2 separate regions of the Homo sapiens genome follow, and region 1 is linked to region 2. Evidence: chromatin contacts called from ENCODE Hi-C or POLR2A ChIA-PET data. All regions are on one chromosome and are shown on one strand. The core of a region is the stretch at or near the end of the contact, and the rest is flanking DNA. Distances in the headings are between cores, read along the strand shown.

The links. A loop is a pair of places that touch in the nucleus more often than their neighbours do. ChIA-PET counts read pairs that join two places held with the same protein, here RNA polymerase II (POLR2A).
Region 1: a loop to region 2 is called in a map of CD4-positive, alpha-beta T cell, with 9 times the contacts of the local background. The contact joins the promoter of TMEM50A here to the promoter of HMGCL in region 2. A Hi-C loop is called at or near these places in 1 of 168 maps with a recorded cell type or tissue (CD4-positive, alpha-beta T cell). POLR2A ChIA-PET finds 5 or more read pairs at or near these places in 1 of 52 experiments (activated B cell).

Annotation. Positions count from the first base shown.
Region 1 is chr1:25,336,980-25,339,679 of GRCh38, forward strand. It overlaps TMEM50A (transmembrane protein 50A), which reads left to right and starts at 1,355. Exons shown (of 7, transcript NM_014313.4): 1 at 1,355-1,477. It also overlaps a transcript of RSRP1 not described here. RefSeq lists silencers at 1-193, 1,185-1,304.
Region 2 is chr1:23,823,998-23,826,697 of GRCh38, forward strand. It overlaps HMGCL (3-hydroxy-3-methylglutaryl-CoA lyase), which reads right to left and starts at 1,432. Exons shown (of 9, transcript NM_000191.3): 1 at 1,359-1,432. The coding sequence starts at 1,418. LOC105376861 (a long non-coding RNA gene) reads right to left here. Exons shown (of 3, transcript XR_947068.2): 2 at 2,087-2,186; 3 at 1,543-1,591. RefSeq lists an enhancer at 1,433-2,301.

The DNA.
Region 1 (2,700 bases), core at 105-2,604, 1.5 Mb after region 2:
TGCCGCCGTACATGTCAATCAGATGAACCTGTGCGTATCTCTTAACGACAATTGACCCACCTTTTTAACTGAAGTGAAGGGGGGTTCTGCTCCGCGACCACTTCCTGGATCTCTCCCTTCACCCTCTGTGTTCTTTCGGGTGCACCATCGGGTCAAAGCCGCAGCAACGCCGTCTCTGTGTGATCGCATGTGCCCTTCTGCACACGACCTTCCCCCGAGAGTGACCAGCTACCGGACAGGCACCAAGGAGGGCTACCGAGCACCTCCCGGACCGGCGGCTGCAGGATCGCGAGCGCCTCCGCTAGGGAGACCGCACGTTGCGCCTGTGCTTCCTGCGGTGGCGCCTTCTGCAAGGAGACCTCGACCCTGCTCCCTCTCCGGGGCTGGATCTGACTCCTTGACGGTGATTCCAGACGCGAGACCCAAACTGACGGCTTCTAGAAGAGGGGCGAGCCCGGCCGCAAGTCTTTCACGTAGCTAAGTCATCGTTGCTTCCGGCTTCTTACCGTTCTCCCCTTTGTAAACGGTTACCTCCCGAAAACCCAGGCTCTCCTCCAACAGTGGTTCTCAAGCGAGGCGATCTTCCCCGGGAGGGGATATTTGGCAAAGTCTGGGGGCATTTTTGGTTCACTGGGGCTGCTACTTGCATCCACTGGGTAGAGGCGGGGGATGCAGCTACACAACCTGCGAAGCACGGGACAGCACCCTCCCCAACCCAGACAGAATTAGCCGGCCCAAAACCTCAGTAGTGCCCAGGCTGAGAAACCCTGCCTTAAACAAACAACAAAGAAAGGCCAAGTCCCATAAGTGGGTCACCGCGCCGAGACTGGGGTCCACGGGACACCCCAGCCACGCCAAGCCGGGAAGTCCCCGCCTCCTGGAGCTGAACCCGCCCCTCTCCCAGAGGTGGAGCTGCGGGGGGCGGGAACAGGCACGGAGAAAATAAACAAGACTAAAAAGTCCTGAGTAGCGCTGTGTGGCCGCAAACCTGAACCCACCTTTTGCACCACGCGGGACCCGGCACTCTTCCTGCCACCCACCCCTGAGAGGGCTGCGCGGCCGACCCCAGTACTAGAAAACACTCGTCACCTCACTCAAGACGGGTACGAAGGCCAACGGACGCCTTCCTTTAGAACGCTCAGCACACAGAGCAACTTCTCACGCCTACTCTCAAATGGCGTACTCCAAACTAGCACTCCCGACGTCCAGCTGTGAACCCAGAGCGGCGGAAAGCCCCTGAACCCAGCGCCCGGGCATGCGCAGACGCGTTGTTGTGGTGGGCGTGGCTCCCTCCGGACCCGGCGCCCCGCCCTCCGCCCCGTGTCCGCATGCGCGACTGAGCCGGGTGGATGGTACTGCTGCATCCGGGTGTCTGGAGGCTGTGGCCGTTTTGTTTTCTTGGCTAAAATCGGGGGAGTGAGGCGGGCCGGCGCGGCGCGACACCGGGCTCCGGAACCACTGCACGACGGGGCTGGACGTAAGTGTCGGGCGGGGAGTGGGGGTAAGAGAGTAGCGGCCGCAGGCTGGAGAGGCCTCGGAGCCGGGGCCGTCTGACGGGCTGGTGCCCACAGCACAGGCTCGTTGCCGCCACCCTCCCGGAAGCCGCAGACCCGGGCTGAGCCGCCGCGGACCTCTCCTCTCCTGGGTCCGGCGGCGCCAGGAGAAGGCGACGGCGTCCAGACCCCGCCAAGACGGAGAGGGGACCGCGCCCTCCCCCGGGACACCCCAGGATCCCTGGAAAATCCCCCGATCCCCCACTTCACAGCTGGACAAGCCGAAGCCCCGAGAAAGGAGCGTGACCCGGCCAGCTCCCTCAGCGAGGGGTGCCCCGGCTAAAGGTGGCTCCCCCATCTTCCAGCGGCGTCCCTCGAGACCTAAAAGTCCCAGAGTTTGGAGGGCGGGGTCTGGCTTGAGCGTACCAGTCGTCGTGCAAAGAAAAATGGATTCGGGGTGGGGCCATTGGGATGAACCGAAAATAACACTTATTGAATTGCAGTTCTTCCCGGGGAAGAATCAAATGAGTGAATTTCCTAAATTGAACTTGTCCCAAAGGCATCTTAGCATTGGCTGTAATCATATATTTTAATATTTAATTTTTAAAAGAGAAGTTAAAAATGGGAGACGTTGCTCTATTGTAGGGTGTCATATTTTTGGACAACCATAATTGCTGGCTACAAAGTATCTTAAGGAAGTCAAGTTCGCTGTAGGAGTTTGGGTGTTGTTATTCGCAAGTTATATGTATTTCAGGCTTTTTCATACTCTGAAATAGAGATAACATGGCTGTATCTCAGGTCTCTACTGCTCGGCTTACAGGAATGTTTTATATAATTTGTAAAGACAGCTTGGGTCGGCTATATTTAAATAGCAGTTGGATTTTTGTAATCTGAATTACTATTAACCACGATTCTGTGCTTGCTTTTGGCTGGAAACACCCGTTAGGATCAGAGATAGGGATATTAAAGTGGATGTTCTTTATATAGAAATGACACCAAAAGGCAGGCTTGCAGAAAGAAAAATAATGAATGAAGTGAAAGGAAATGATGTGGGTAGAGGTAAGAACTGCAGTGCAGTGTTTAATTTCTTGATTTAGGTGTGAAGAAACACACGTTCTGTGATAAAATATGTAAATTAGAGAAATATTTTTCATTTGAATCTGTAATTCCACTCAGAGCCAAAGTTTATCACTTGTCTCTCTACTAA
Region 2 (2,700 bases), core at 182-2,681:
TCCTAACCTCTGGGCCACTGTTGCCTCTTTACCACCGTTCGTTCGGTCCACAGTCTTCTCCTGGTTAAACATCCCGTTCCTCCTCTGTAAAGCTCTGCTCAGAGAGGGTCCCCCTAACCACACAAGTACTGTGCCACAGTGTCCTGAGGTATGGTGTACCTGCATCAACACCAACAGCGAATACTGACTAAACCCAGTGTTAAACTACAGGCCAGGGACTATTATTATCCCAACTCCGTAGGTGAAGAAACTAAGCCTCAGAAAGGTTACCCAAAAATCACAATTAGAAAGTGACAGAGCTTGGACTTGAACCCATATCTAGGCCTAATACTAATACTGGTTCCTATGCTTGGAACCCCATGGAGGGCCATCTCATTACACCAAATATTTCTTAAAAGCTTATTAATATCTACTATTGCGTTTAACTTTCCAAGTTGGAATTGCCATCTTCATTTTACACATGAGCAGGTGGTGCAGGTGAATGGCCAAGTAAAGATATTAACGTGGCTTTCTGAGAGGGACCCAGTGCCAGGAGTGTATTTTTCCCTCTATACAGTTATAACTCCTTCTCAACTCCCTAAGGTAAAAATACCACCACCGACTGATCACTTATTAGGAGCCAGAACACTGCCAGATGTGTTACTTACATTTTCTCTAATTTCCAAAACAACCCCAAGGGAATGTTGTCCGTTTTACAGACGAAAGAGCTGAGGTTTAGAGAAAGTAAATAACTATGTCATTAAGTCTAGAAAGTGGCAGAACTATTGGGACACCCTAGCTTCAGCTTTTATTTTTTCTGCTCCATACAGCTACGTCTCCCACACTTTTTCTGCGCTGAGAATGGGAGAGGGGAAAACATCAGGATCGAACAGGATCAAAGTGCAATTCCAAGGGAATCACAGCTTGGCTCCAATCAACGCAAGTCCCGCTCGGTAGGCTGGGATAGTTCCCCAAGCATCTCTAAAAGCAACAACAGTTGGAAATGGAGACGAAGGAAATGGAAGCGTGTTCTTGATTTTCACTAATGAAGAGTTGGAGAGGTCTGAAGTTCAATTAGAGGGAGAAAGGGGCCAGGGTCATCGGAAAGGGCCCTGGGCGGGGAATCAGGGCACCTAGGATGGCGTCCCAGGTCTCCATGACCCAGACAAGTCACTCCACCTCTCCGGACCTCAGTTTTCCCATCCCCTTCAAAGGATTTGAGGGGAAAAGGGAGGGTCCAGGACTCCAACGCCCTCCCGACTCTGGCCTGAGAGCTGTCCGGCCTCGCCTCTAAGAGAGCAGTCACCACGGGCCAAGCCCCCAACCCTGACAGTCAGAGTGCCTGCAGGGCCGCCGCCTCGGCGGCTCGGGGCACTTACAGCCCGGAGGGACGCCAAGCCCACCAGTCGCCGCGGAAGCGCCTTCCTCATTGCTGCCATCTTGGCCCAGAATCCCCCGCGGCAGTCCAGCTGGGCCCCGCGTGACCGATGGCTCGTCTGGTGGGCGCGGCCCCGCCCCCGCCCCTCCGCCGTGACTTCCGAAGCTGGCTCCACCCCCAGCCTCTCTCCGTTTTGATTCCGAGCGCCTCTTCCATGCCAGGCCAAGTGAGACGCTAGGAATATAAAGATGAACAGAATCAGCCTGGACACCATGTAATCCTAGCACTTTGGGAGACCGAGGCGGGTAGATCACCTGAGGTCAGGAATTCGAGACCAGCCTGGCTAACATGGCGAAACCCCCGTCTCTCCAAAAAATCCAAAAAAAAAAAAAAAAAAAAAAAAAAAAAAAAAAAGCCGGGCGTGGTGGTGGGCGCCTGTAATCCCAGCTACTTGGGAAGCTGAGGCAGGAGAATTGTTTGAACCCGGGAGGCGAGGTTGCAGCGAGCGGAGATCGTGCCACTGCACTCCAGCCTGGGCGACACAGTGAGAGCCTGTCCAAAACAAAAAACCCAAAACCAAACAAACAAAAACATGAAAAGAAATTAACCAAATTCTGTGGCTTCTTGTGTTTAGAGTGTGGGAGGTGTGAGGAGACACATATTAATAGTTACACAAACAGTTGTGTCATTTCTAACTTGCACTATAAGAAGCAACGATTTGCTACTCACTGTTCCGAGTTCTTAGCACGGATTAACTCACGCATCACGATCTTCAGGATTCAAACACAGGCAGGCAGCTCCAGAGAGGGGGCATCCTTAGATTTCATACCTTAAAAAAATGATTAAGATTTATCTAGGTGTACTTTCTGAAGGGCTGAAAAAAAAAAAAATCTATCCAGGTGAAGAGGATACAAGAAAAACTTTCCAGACGGTGTAGCATTCGCAATGGCCCTGAGGCAAAGAAAATGCTGAGAACACTGTTTTTCTCTCTTTTGTTTTGTTGGTTTGTTTTGTTTGTTTGAGATGGAGTCTCACTCTGTCACCCAGGTTGGAGTGCAGTGGCGCGATTTCGGCTCACTGCAACCTCCGCCTCCCGAGTTCAAGAGAGTCTCGTGCCTCAGTCTCCCGAGTAGCTGGGATTACAGGTGTGCACCACCACGCCTGGCTAATTTTAGTGTTTTTAGTAGAAACGAGGTTTCACCGTGTTGGCCAGGCTGGTCTCAAATTCCTGACCTCAGGTGATCCGCCCGCCTTGGCCTCCCAAAATGCTGGGATTACAGGCGAGAGCCACCGCCCCCGGCCAGAGCACTGTTTTCAAACTGTATGTTGTACCCCACTAATTG